Linked DNA regions of Homo sapiens: all the other regions are linked to region 2. A link is a contact called in ENCODE Hi-C data. All regions are on one chromosome and are shown on one strand. Each heading gives the region's core, a stretch centred on a gene start or an enhancer-like site at or near the end of the contact. The rest is flanking DNA. Distances are from core to core; before and after follow the strand shown. Region 1 overlaps ASB4 (ankyrin repeat and SOCS box containing 4). Region 2 holds the start of SLC25A13 (solute carrier family 25 member 13). Region 3 overlaps PDK4-AS1 (PDK4 antisense RNA 1).

Evidence for each region. Hi-C counts contacts between places; a loop is a spot of excess contacts on that map. Pooled maps may share reads with other maps.
Region 1: a pooled map shows a loop between it and region 2 (25-fold over the local background). The contact joins the enhancer-like site here to the promoter of SLC25A13 in region 2. A Hi-C loop is called at or near these places in 7 of 37 single-sample maps with no recorded cell type and 11 of 50 pooled maps.
Region 3: a pooled map shows a loop between it and region 2 (10-fold over the local background). The contact joins the enhancer-like site here to the promoter of SLC25A13 in region 2. A Hi-C loop is called at or near these places in 2 of 37 single-sample maps with no recorded cell type and 6 of 50 pooled maps.

The regions. Positions count from the first base shown.
Region 1 is chr7:95,499,241-95,503,715 of GRCh38, forward strand. The region is part of intron 2 of ASB4 (ankyrin repeat and SOCS box containing 4); the gene reads left to right. Among named protein-coding and RNA genes, the nearest start is that of ASB4, 16 kb to the left of the region's middle. RefSeq lists a silencer at 1,517-1,811 and an enhancer at 2,110-2,159. Within about 2 kb of position 2,396, at least 2 of the 41 ENCODE cell types and tissues checked have a DNase peak (open chromatin) inside an H3K27ac peak, as active enhancers do.
Region 2 is chr7:96,320,033-96,324,518 of GRCh38, forward strand. It overlaps SLC25A13 (solute carrier family 25 member 13), which reads right to left and starts at 2,066. Exons shown (of 18, transcript NM_014251.3): 1 at 1,910-2,066. The coding sequence starts at 1,924. RefSeq lists a silencer at 1,862-2,201.
Region 3 is chr7:95,607,216-95,611,752 of GRCh38, forward strand. It overlaps PDK4-AS1 (PDK4 antisense RNA 1), which reads left to right. Exons shown (of 3, transcript XR_001745287.3): 2 at 1-2,647; 3 at 3,329-3,902. Among named protein-coding and RNA genes, the nearest start is that of PDK4-AS1, 13 kb to the left of the region's middle. RefSeq lists enhancers at 95-3,931, 1,187-2,386. Within about 2 kb of position 1,381, at least 32 of the 41 ENCODE cell types and tissues checked have a DNase peak (open chromatin) inside an H3K27ac peak, as active enhancers do.

The sequences.
Region 1 (4,475 bases), core at 1,146-3,645, 820 kb before region 2:
AAGTCAAGGAAATCAATGGAATCGCCTGGATAAAGAGTATATATAGAGAAAAGTGAATCTATGAAAAAGCCCCAATGAATTCTAACATTTCAATGTTAGAAGGATGAGGAGAAACCAGTAAAGGAGAGTAAGATATACTGATAAGTAAAATTGGAGAAAACCAAGAGTATTTTGGCAACACAAGGACAAAGAAAGAGGTAGTAGGTTCCAGAAGCAGAGAGTGGCCAGCTATAGTGATAGCTACCCAGGGTTAATTAGATGTTCATTAGATTAGGTGACAGAGTTATCACTGACAAAAATAGTTTTGGTGAAACAGTGTTAAAAGCCAGATTTGAATGGTATAAAGTGCAAATGGGTGGTAAGAAACCAGAGATGCCACAGGTAAACAATTGGTAAAAAGAAGTGAGGCTGCAGAAGTGAACATAAGAAGAGCATGATTGCTGGAGGGGGCTGGAGGGAGGTCACAGGCAAGACTTACCTACAGTTGGAGATCAAAGAAAAAGCTTGTGTGCTAAAGGAAATGATTCATAGAAAGAAAACAGCTGAAGATGCACGAGACAGGATAACTGAAAGTCCTTCAGAAGTTGAGATGAGATTAAATCCAGAGACTACGGGATACATCCTCTTTTTTTTTTTTTTTTTTTTTTTTTTGAGACGGAGTCTCGCTTTGTCGCCTGGGCTGGAGTGCAGTGGTGCGATCTCGGCTCACTGCAAGCTCTGCCTCCCGGGTTCACGCCATTCTCCTGCCTCAGCCTCCCAAGTAGCTGGGAGCATCCTCATTTTTAAGAAGCGGGACAAAGTAAAAGATGGTTTTAAATGCCAGAATATTTATAGATTTGATGGTGCTACGATGAGGGAGTTCGGATGGTTTTTCCCCTCAACAATGTGTCAAAGTCACCAGCCAAAAAATGAGAGGAGAGCAGAAAGCATAGACATTTTCATAAGAATGGAGAAGGAATGGGAGGTTCGGGAGAAAAAAAATGGGAGAAGAAACTTACTAGAGAAATGTAGTAGGATTACTGGACTTATAAAAGATGCCATGTGGCTAGGAGCCGTGGCTTATGCTTGTAATCCCAGAACTTTGGGGAGGCTGAGGCAGGAGGACCTTTTGAGGCCAGGAGTTTGAGATCAGACTGGGCAACATAGTGAGACCACATCTTTACTAAAGGAAAAATAAATTAACCAGGCATGGTGGTGCATCTGTATTCCTAGCTACTCGAAAGGCTGAGGCAGGAGAATTGCTTGAGCTCACGAGTTTGAGGCTGGCTGCTGTGAGCTATTATTGGACCACTGCACACCAGCCTGTGTGACAGAGCAAGATCTGTCTCAAAAAAAAAAAAAAAAAAAAAAAAAAAAGCCATGATCTTTTCAACCTGCGGAAATGAAGGGGAAGAAAAAATTCAGCCCAGCATATTCTCCTTCTTCTTTGGTTCACTTGTTAAAAATGAGGCTGTATCCCATATTCTCTGGATTTCATCTCATCTCAACTTCTGAAAGACTGGAACCTTTCAGTTATCCTGTCTCATACATCTTCAACTGTTATTTCTATGAATCACTTACTTTGGCACACAAGGTTTTCCTCTGATCTCCAACTGTAGATAATAGTGACCTGTGACCTCCCTCCAGCAATTGTGCTCTTCTTCGCTTTTGCAGCCTCCCACTTAGGAAGGAAGCTACAGGGACAAGGTTAGGCATAATTTGGAGCTTACTCACATTTTCTATGTGTAGCCATCACCACTCTTCACATTTACTCATTCATTTATGTTTAGATTTAGTTTTTATCTTTATTGATTTTTAAATTTAATTAGTTTAAACATGCAAGCTTTTTATTTTTAAGAGTTTAAGGAATTTTAGAAATTATATATTAATTTAATCATTAACTTTCTAATTAAAACATTTTTTGTCTCACTTTTCGTAATAATGAAATGAAAATGAAAGCTGCCCACTTTACTCTGCATGAAGCAAATCCTGACAGTAGGAGGAAAATTTGTTACTGCAGGAAAGCCATAAAAATTCAAATGTTTCTTAGCAGAATGTAGCATGGGGGCAATGTAAAGGGGGCCATGCCTTTTAAAAGACTGTTCCCTGCTACTTTATCTGACAGTGACACAAGTCAACCACATGTTAGGAAATTCCCTGGTCAATGAAGTGGAACATGGTAAGGCAAGATGTCACTGGCCTTCATTTTAATCCGAAATAGATAGGCCTGCTGGACAGACGCTGCTCTTACCACCTCACCGCATTCCATCTTTTCATCTTAATCATAAATAAGAACACTTAAGATCTACTTTCAACAAATTTCCAGTAAACAATGCAGTGTTACTAACTATAGTCATCCTGCTATACATTAGATCTTCAGAACTTATTCATCATCCGGTGTAACTGAAACTTTGTTAACTTTTTACATTGTGGCCTTTTCATGTGACTTCATCAACCACAAACTGACAGAGTGGCCAACCTTTCACTCCCTAGAGGTGTCACCTTTCCCAGCCGGTACAGTTATTCCCCATCTCTTTTGTTCTTGTCAACAGAGGGAGACTACCTAGAGATGAGAAGGAAGAAAGAGGTAGGGGGAAGCTTGGGCAATGCTTGTAGGCTGACACTAATGAATTAGGCTTATAAGAATCAAGGAGAGAGAATAGAAGTCCATTAAAGATCCACTTACTCTTTCAAGCCATGTCATCAAAGGCCGAATTCACAAAGAAAATAGAGATAAATTAGAGAAAGCAAAAATGTTCAACTTCAGAAGGGCAAACACCATAAAATTAAAAGGCAATCATAAAACTGGGGAAAATATTTGAGACTATATGACAAAGGGCTTACTATACGCAGAAGTTTTTCAATTAAAGTAATGAGGCTAACAACTAAAAAAAAAAGAGAGAGAAAGAGGTAAAAAAAGAAAAAGAACAAAACGACCAAGAACAGGAATATTTAAGGGAAAAAAAAGAAAAATCATATAAACAGCAAATAAATATATGACATAATGATAGCCTTCATTGGTAATCAGTAACATGTCAATTAAAATGACAATTAGCTATTTTGTTGTTGTTTGTTACGTTAATAAGCATACAAAAGATAATACATATATGACAAACACATAGGGAAGTGCTCTTACACACGCTTAATAGAATGTAAATAGGTACCAGCCTGCGGGGGGGGGGCAAATTGATAACACATATCAAAAGCTTAAAACTTTCTTGTAACTTAGAAAATTCGCCTCTAGGATTAGGGACCAATTCTAGGCAGGAGACCATTTTACCCAGGGCTGTCATTTACTTAGGGCCTCAAATTCAGACTTTAGATGTTATCTCTGAACTAGGTTATACCTAAAGTCAAAGAGATAACTGGGGAGAAAGAAAAAGAAAGACACTGATCATGTAACTTAGAATTGTGCTTGGTCACATGACCTGCAGTACACTAGAAATTAGAGACTTTCTCCTAATTCTGTAAGAGTTTTCAGAATAATGCAGTTAGAGTATATTTTACTTATTTTACCTTATATTTTCATCTTAGAAGTTTTGATTGGTTAAGAAAAACATTTAAAATGTACCACAATTGAAAATATATAGATAGGCACTTTTAATTTTTAAATGTATTTAGAGTCTCAAAAAATTGCTTGATTCCTATTTGCCCTCAGAGAGTCATTTATATTACTGAAAAACTGAAAAATGCTTACATATCTAATAGAAAATTTCATGTTGTTACCGCCATACCATGCAGATATTTAAAATGATGTTTAAAGGAATGTCCATTCACATGGGAAGGTTGTAAAAAGCAGCTTATGGGACAGTATGGACTGTATAGATGTATTTTTCTGAAAATTATATGTGACTATGCATATCAAAATAATATTTAAAATATCAGAGTGAAACTTGATATTATAGCTAATGTTTAACTGTAGCTAAGCAATTTCAAAAAGGCAAATCTGTTATTTTAGATCCTTGCTGCTAGAATAATTTTTTTTAAAGTGTGGCAGCTGGCAGATATATAAATAAGAAAACAAACCTGTGAATCAGATCACTGGGTAAAATTTCAACCCATCTTATGCATGAGGAGAAAGTAAGTGTTTTGCAGGTAGGTCTTCTAACCTGGAAACTAAAAGACTGTGAGCATCTTGTTTTCTTTCCTTTGCATTTTTATGCCTCAGCTTCTTGGACAGCGCTTGGCACATAGAAAGTGCTCAATAAATAGTTACTGAGATTACTGACAGATCTGGGAATGGCTCCAGAAGCCCTGAGTGCATGGATGGGGACCCACTGCCACCTAATAAATGAAAACTGTGTGGTTCATGGTTAATGAAATGCTGCTCTTCATCAGTTTTACCCTCTCAGTCTCTAGAGGTATAGCCAAAGGCTAAATTTTCTCTCTCTTAGATTATGTCACAGATACTCTGGGGGAGAACTCAAATACATCACTTTGTAGCTGGACAGAGGGAATTGAGACAACATATAGACGAGGAAAATACGTCAGGCTAA
Region 2 (4,486 bases), core at 816-3,315:
CTTGCTCTGTTGCCCAGACTGGAGTGCAATGGCACAATCTCGGCTCACTGCAATCTCCGCCTCCTGAGTTTAAGCGATTCTTCTGCCTCAGCATCCTGAGTAGCTGGGATTACAGGTGCCCACCAGCACGCCTAGCTAACTTTTTTGTATTTTTAGTAGAGACAGGGTTTTGCCACGTTGGCCAGGCTGGTCTCGAACTCCTGGCCTCAACTGACCCGCCCGCCCCAGCCTCCCAAAGTGCTGGGATTACAGGCATGAGCCACAGCACCAGGTCACTTATTTTACTTAATATTACTCAAGTCTTATACTCCATTTCTATGCACACGTCTCAATTTATGTTCCTCAATTACCTTATCTCCTAATAAAGTAAAAGTATTTACATTACCTGCAGATATAAAACTAACAGTAAAGAATGGGTACCTAGTCCCACCTACTCTAGGGAATTAGTTCATACCAAGCCTTGTACCTTGGTTGCATGCAAATTTAATGCAAAAAAAAGGTCAAGGGCTATTGGGCTTGAAAGGGTTAAGGCAGCTTCCAAAATTGAATCCTAGTGATGCTCAGAGAAACTGCTGAAAAGTTATAGATAGATATACACACGCACACCTGTGTGTTCATATGCAAACATACATGAGCCCACACACCCAGAGTACTTTCCTAAGGATGAAACTCAGAGTAATTACAGAAAAGAGAAATGCCACTTAGACCACAGAAACTAACAACATGAAGAAGCCTACGGATTTGGGGAGCCTGGAGAGACTTAAGTCATAGAACAGCATTTAAATATATTTGTCTGCTTACAATTTCCATTGCAAATGTGATTAGTTTGCTTGAATAAATAGGAATATGATGTGTTGGCCATGTTTTCCTCTTGAGGGTTATCACAGAGTTTTGATTAAGGACAAATGTTTGAAATGTTAGGTATATTTAAGTTCACTGCACTTAAAATGAGCTAAGAAGTTGTATAGGCTTGATTAGAGGGCTGCCTTCGTGAACTTAAATTAAAAGCAATAAATTCCAAATGATTCAAGTGATTGGGACTAAATATGGTATTCTGCCAGAGAAGTTGAAATGCAGTCCAAAGAGACTGAAATGGTGTCCAGGTTTCAAGAAATGGTGAAAGAGGAAAGGTCAAGTGTTGGAGTTGCCTTTCCTCTGGGTTAGTGAATGATTCACATTACACAGAACCCCTTTCAAGTACAACTTCACAGGAGTGACAGGCTCCCAGGACAATCTGTTTCATCGTTCCCAAAAAGAAGCCTCTCAAATGCTCCGAGGCGGGTATCTAAGTGTTGTCAGATGGAGAGAGGGAGGGGGAAGATGGGAATGATGGGAAAGCGGGGAGGGGGAGAGTCCCTGGACTTTTTATTCACAAAGGCGCAGACCAAGTCTCCTAGGCAGTTTCCAAAACGGAAGTCAAAGTAACTTCCCCACCCGCGGGAGGGCGGAGCCCTTGAAACGTAATAGGATCAGGCTTCAGCCCGGGCTCTGGCCCCTGGAAGAAGCCGGAGTCAACAACCAGCGGGGTCAGGAGCAGGAGCGCGCTGGGAAGGTAGAGAGGACCCCCAGCGCTTGCCGGCCCAGGGTGCACCAGGCCCCAGTCGCGCCCGCTCCTCCTCGTCGGCCCTGGCTCAGCCCCGTCAGGCACCAACTTCCCTCCCCGGCCAAGTGGGAGTGTCCGGCCCACAAAGTTTCCGCTGCGAGGTCGGGCCTCGGTCTCTGCACCGACCGCCTGTGCTGCCCGGGAGGAGTGGCCCCCTCCCTCCAGCAGCCGCAAGGTGGAACGGCTGCCCGGCACCCCATTTTGCTCCGCCTGTGGCACCAACCCAGACACGTGAGCGCCCGAGCCTCTCGCACCCCCAGGCTGATCCGGCAGGCGCGCTCCCCCCGGCCTCGGGCCCGCGGTTACCTTGGCGGCCGCCATGATTCGCCCCGGTTGCGGGCGACTGCGGGACCCACTGACTGGCTGGCTGGCGTTTGGGACCCGGGCGGCTCACTTCTAGTCCCGGCGGCGGCGGCGGTGGGGGCGGCGATACGGCCAGGCAGCGTGCGTTCCTGGCCTGCCTCCCCACGCCCTCCCGCCGGCGCGGGTCATGTGGATGCTGCCCGCCCATTGGCTGGGCCCAGCCTTGGCCGCCGGGGTGCGCGTGATCCAGCGGCCTCTGCCCTGCAGCCGGGGAGGGCTCAGATCCTGGGGCAGTGGCTGGACAGGGACACGTGACCCCGCTGCGCTGTCCAGCAGCGGCGGCCTCTGCGGCGTGGGCAGAGGTAACTTGGCCGTGTGCAAGCCCGTCACCTGAGGGCAGGTGGCCCCACCAGGGAAGCTGCTGGCTTCTGCTGATACCAGGGGCTACTGGGCCCTCGGACCGATGGGAGGGGCAAGTAACGACAGATGGTGCACGGCCTGGGGAAGTTGAGAACTCCACTAGGACACATACTTTGCTGGATATTTTTTCCCCTGTGCGTTCCCTTTGAAGGAGCTCCACTTTACACTGGATCCAAAAAGACTTTGATCCAAAAGCATTGACTTAGAAGGCGAGATTGCAAATATTGCTGGCACGCCTACTTTTAGATCAAAATCGGTGAACTCTTAAGAACCCAACAAGTGAATGTAGTGCAGAACGTATATTCATGAAACTACTCCATTTCAGCCCTACCTGTTAAAACGGTAGAAGTCAAAAGGCCCGGGTCAAAAGACTTCCCCCAAATAGGCCCTACTAAAATAAATAAACAAGCATTTTAATGAAAATTTGCTTATATGACCTCCAGGCCTTACTCCTCTTCATCAGGATTTCATTCTTCTGTCCTTGTAATCAAAATTTATAAGACAGTGGTGATCAGGGAAAAGGACTTTTAATGTATTGTAGGTTGTGGATGTAATATGGCAGCAAAAAGCACTTATTACTAATCAGTTTAATTCATTAACGTTGATTGAGTGCCTTCCTACTATGTGCTAGGCACTGTGCTTGGTGCTGGAAACCCCGAAATGACTTAAGAACTGGTTCCAACCGTTAAACAGCTTCAGGGCTATTGGGAAAGAGACACATAAATGTTTACTTCAGTATAACCTGTTAAGGCAGCAGACTGTTCCCAGGGCTCAATAAGAATACTGAGAATTCTCATGCCACTATGAAGAAATACCTGAGACTGGGTAATTTATAAACCAAAAGATTTAATTGACTCAGTTTCGCATGGTTTGGGAGACCTCAGGAAACTTACAGTTGTGGTGGAAGGCACCTCTTTACAGGGTTGCAGGAGAGAGAATGAGTGCCAAGCAAAGGGGGGAAAGCCCCTTGTAAAACCATCAGATCTCATAAGAACTCACTATCACAAGAACAGCATGGGAGTAACCGCCCCCATGATTCCGTTGTCTCTCACCGGGTCCTTCCCATGACATGTGGGGATTATGGGAACTACAATTTAAGATGAGATTTGGGTAGTGACACGGTCAAACCATATCAAAAGGTAACTTGATCTTGAGCTATGGGATTGGGGCAGTGGCACGACTAGTGGAAGGAGTCTGGCCCAGCAGGTAGGGGCTGTGTCATGGTGGGTCTTAGGCGCCTTGCTGAAGGGTATGCACCTTAACTGAAGGGTTTTAAGTCAGGAAGCAGCATGACTAGGTTTTCGATATAGAAAGATCTCTCTATGGTCTGAATGTGCCCCCCAAAATTGATGTGTTGGATACAATCTCTAATGCATCAGTGTTGGAAGGTTGGGTCCTTGGGGAGGTATTTTCATCACAAGGGCTCTGCCCTCATAAATGGATTAATGCTGCCATAAAAAGAGGTTTGGGGAGTGGGTTCACTCTCTCTTGCTCTTCTGCTCTTTTGCCATATAAGAACATAGCATTCCTCACCTTTGAAGGACACAGCATTCAAAGAGCCATCTTGGAAGCAGAGAAACCAGGCCGTAACCTGCCAGCACTTTGATCTTGGACTTCCTAGCGTCTAGAACTGTGAGAAATACATTTCCGTCCTGTTCTTCTAGTCTCAGGAATTCCCTTACAGCAACACAAAATGGACTAAAACACTGCTTGCAGTATGGAGGATGGGTTCCAACTGAACTACCAGGATGTCCAGACGAGACAGGCTGGGGATGGGCTAGGACTAGAGGAATACATAGAAGGTAAAATTAGTGGGGTTGGGACGGAAAAAGGGAGTTGTGCCATATTGCACATAGACTTGTGGTATGGGTGTCTGGAAAAACACCTGAGATTGGTAATTCAAGAGGAGTGTTTTGAGGTGTGTGAGTCTGTCTGTAAGGAGAATGTATGTCCAACATACAAATTATGTTGTAGAAGCTTAAGAAAGAAGCATTACAGAAAGAAGCAACTATTTAACCTACTCTCAAAAGGTTCAACAAAGCCCAGAAGACTTGACCATGTTCATAGGCAGAGAAGAAAGATCAGCAAAAAGTAAAAAAAAAAAAAAGACAAAAGGAAAACCAGGAGAATTGTTAGAGAAAATTATGACAAGGGGACAAG
Region 3 (4,537 bases), core at 131-2,630, 710 kb before region 2:
ACTGAATAGGACCTTTCTTTTTCCTGTATCCTCTACTACACACACTGAGTTCAAATAGAATTATTTTACTTGGAAAACTCCAGGTTTTGCTAAGTTCCAGCCTTGGTTTGTGTAGCACTGGTTGGCTGCCTTAGACTAATTTTTTGGGGGTGTCAGATAGTAAAAGGAGCACAATCAAGCACCAGGTCATCTGAAAGACAAATTTTAGACGTCACTTTCTTTTGTGATTTTGTTGCTTAACCCAGTGCAGGGGCAGTCAAAGCTGTATCACCATTGCATTCACTGTCTAGGTAAAAATGGGAAAATTCAGTCAGTTATACTAATATTCCTTACTACTTGCAATTTATGTTCACTGGCCTATTGGTATGAGCAATGCATTGTACATTACATATTTGGCAGTAAAAGGACAGATACCCAGATGTCATACTAAAATTTCTGCATTTGTTTGAAAATACTAGTTTAAGCAATTACATGTTATGCAAGTGGTTAGTCCTTCCCTCTCCAGCTTGGCTGCCACCAGTAATAATGGATCATAACATCTTCTCCTGTGTGATCTGATGCGGCCTTGGGATTCGTCCCAACGCAGGACTCCAGAGATCAGTGGATCAGTGAATTATGTTTGGGAGATGCAACCCCTGTTGTTACTGGGCTGGGGGCCCAAGCAGCTGCTGGTGGGGTGTTCTGCCCTGCAGCAGCACCCTACCTCCACCCTCCCCTTTACATTTAGAAGAACTGTCCTTTAGTGAGACTGTCAATGGAAAACATGAAAATCATTCATTTAATCCAACATTTTCAATCGCAGAGGAAAAACAAGCAGAAGAGTTAAGTCACCAGAGTCATACAGCTGGTAGGAAAAATGGGTTCTCTAAATCTCAGTTTAAACAGAAATCCTTGTCACACTCTTCTGGGGATTGAGAAGCGTAAGATTTTTTTTTTTTTTTTTAATTGCCTTTCTGAAACTTTAGAAGAATACCTATTTGCCCTGTTGGCCAAAACCAGGCAACTGTGTGAAACAGTTGAATGCTAAAACAAACTAAACAGATGCTGGAAACTCAACCGTTTGTTTCTTGAACAAAATTGATTTTACCTGATGTCCTCTTGAGCTCAGTTAGACTTTGCCAGAGAGAAAACGAGACTGTCTGCAACTTTAACAATAATCACACAGACACATACTTCTTTCCCCCTTTAGTTTCCCATTTTGAAAATAACTCGAGGGCCTGACAAATGCTGAGTTTGGGCAACATGGCTGTGTTCTTGATTGAGGAAAGCAGGCCTGCCTGACCGTGTTTCAACAGTCAGTGCAGAATCTCAAAAGGAAGTACAAATAGGAAGGGTTAAGGGTCCTCTTTTTTTGTTCTTTATTCCACCCGTTGCACACTAGGGTTCTCTCACTTCTTCTTTCAAATAGGCTTCTCAAAATGCACTGTGTATTGGAGCAAAGGGAGTGAGGGATTGTTTATTTTTATTTTTAAATAAGAAATGAAACCTATAAATTAATGCCCTAGGGAAAAAAGAAAGTTACTTTCTGCTATGCACAATTTTTACCAACATTGTGTTGGAAGGAAGAAGCAGCTGGCCTGCGGAAGCTAAGCAGATGCTGGGGCTCTCTCGAGCAGGCTAAGTTGGTGAAAGGTCAGTCCCACACCCACAGCCTGGGCGGGACTGCCTGGCTGCAGAGTCAACAAGGGGAAGTTTAGTAGGTGAAGGGTCACTGCTGCCGAGCAGCAATAACTTTCCATGCCTCAGCTCCCAGGCATCTAGTTTCTGTTCATGGAAATAGAGCTCACTAGGGGAAAGGTCGGGGAGACCAAGGCGTCTCTATCATAGCCCTGATCTGACACTGTGTTCTTGCATGAGGCTCAGCTACTCACTGTGTTCTTGCGTGAGTCTCCTGGCTGTTAGGAATTCTGCTGCTCAAGTGGAAAAAACAGATTGCAAAGTACTTCATAGATCACCCTGTACTGAGTATGGCAAACTGATCAACAGCCTACTTACTGCTACATTTATATTATTTAAAATAACTGCCAGGTGAGATTCTTTTCAAAAGTGTATTTCAATAAAGAAACCTGTAGGTTTTCTTATCAATTGCTCTAGAGCAATGATTCCTAATCTTCAGGTAGTTTAATTTGCAACATTGCTGTGAAATCTTTAAAACATGGTGTTTGAAATGACTCCAGGTCAGCAGAGAACTTCTCCATGTTCTAGACAAGTGCTTTTTAGATTGTGGGTTGTAACTAATTAGTGGATCATGAAATCAGTTTAATGAGTCACGAACAGCATTAAAATGAAATAGAATCAAGGGAAAAAAGCATCTTTGTGGTAAGGGCAGTTTTTTTTTTTTTTTTTTTTTTGGTGTCAAATTTTTGTTTCAGGTCTATCTGAATGATGATGTAAGAAGACCACTGTTCTAGATTTTAAGAACAAAAGCTTTGCTGCCTTGAACCCCCAAATAATTGCTCAAATTCAAACTGGTTGTTAGCTTTTTTAAAAGCTCAGCTGATTCCGCAGGATGTTGTGGCTGTGAACTGGGAAGCCTGCCATGCTATTATTTTGAAAAGTGCTGTGCAAACAGTGTTCCTCTCAGATGGTTTCCAGAGTTAGTTCCTTACAAGCATTTCCTCTTGAAACATCGGGAATCTAAATAAAGGTAAATAAATTCCATTTACCAACCCCCAAAGGTAAATTAATTCAAGCAAGAAAGACTTTGGTTGCTCACAAGGCTGGATGAAAACGTGTTTGGTGTAAACTTCATTCAAAGAAAACTGAGCTAGCTAAGAAGGAGCTGTGATAGCCTCTCTTAACTTTGGGATTATGGGGTGGTAAACAGGCTGTCATGAAAATGTCTAGAATCAGCTAGATGGTAGGATTTGTGCTCTGAGAGGATGGGGCATTCCCACTGGAGCAGCTGAGCAACAGCATAGAGGACCATTAAGTTATTATAAGAGAAAGAACCCAGAAATTGTATGGAGAGGACAGTAATGGTGCATGGCTTTAATTTTTGGATGGCCTATTTTTCCCTGTCCTTTCTTCTTCTTTCTTATTTTTCTTTTGATTTTCTTTTAAGTGAGTGCTTCTGAGTTATGCTAATCCTTCCTTGGCTGCTAACGGATATGGTATTTCAGGATGCAATTGGAAAATCTATACCCTACATCAATTTGAAAGGAGATAGGAGGCCATAGAAATATTAGACATATTTAGGACGTCTCTGAATGACTGAGATTTCTACATTTTATCTCAATATTTTGACACAGCCTTTAAGGAAACTCATATTTTTCTTTTGCCTCTACATTGAGGAAGAATAATTAATATAATGTACTCTATCTTTCAGAGAAAGGTGTCTAATGGTCTAGTCTACCAACTTCACTATGCTGATTTATGAAAGAATTGCTGAAACCCAGTGAATAATAGCATTTGCCCTTCTTTCTCAAAAAAGCAGCATTTGCTTTCTTCTGGCAAGGAATAATTAAGCTAATTTCTCCATGAACCTTGGAAAAAGTGGCAACGAATAATGGATTTGTCCCTCAAAGAACATTTCAAGCAAACATCTTATCAGCTACAAATTCATTTGAGGCAGTTCCAGGTCAGCCACAGGCAATTTTTCTCATTAAAATACTGTTTAAACTGTTGTATCCAGATGACACAGGAGACATATCAGACAAACAACACCTGCAAGAAGAATTGGTGAAGTATTGACTTTTCATCAATCAAAAAGTTTACTAAGCAGATGAAAATAATTTGCCTTCACAGTGACATTTTCCTGACGTCTTGCTAGTACTTAAAGGCATTGTTTTTTCTTTAACACCCAAACTTTAATTACCAGAAAAGGTTAGCATCAAAACAAAGGACATGTTGGTAATTTAGAGGCCATATCAGAAAAATAAATTCATTTTGGTTTGAATGAATTTTTTGTCTTGTCTCCTTCTCCCCCTTTGGCCACATCCCCCTCCCCCACATGACCACGCTTTCCTGTGTTCATGGTCATTCTGTTAACAATGTATAGATTTGGAGATTTCTTTCTAGTTTTATAAGTTTTTCTAAGTTTTATACGTCTTATCACTAAGTGCAACTATTCAGTTTAAAAAAAGAAGGAGTATTTTGTAGCAGAGAAGTATGAGTTGAGGACGTAGGAATCCTGTTTTACATTTCTTTTGCTATTTACTCACTGAAAGCCCTTGGGGGAAAATTATTTCATCTCCCTACATCTCAGCTTCCATACTGACAAAAATTTTATTGTTCTAGATGACCTCTAGGGTGCATTCCACTTTTCAAATCTCCTTGGTTGCTCATTATTGATTTTAAAATTCTCACAGAATGAGTCTGAATAATTGTTGCATTTCCCTTATTGAGGAAGTATCTTTGATTAGAGTTCATTTAGCATAAACTCCTTCTCCAAGTGGGACATCCTTACAGCATCCCAAACCAACAACCCTCTCATTGCTGCTGGGATACTTCAGTTGGCACAGTGCTCCCTGACTAGTAAGGAACTTTATTTCCTCCTGGTGCAGAAAGAATTGTTATTATTTCTTTATGCTAAAAC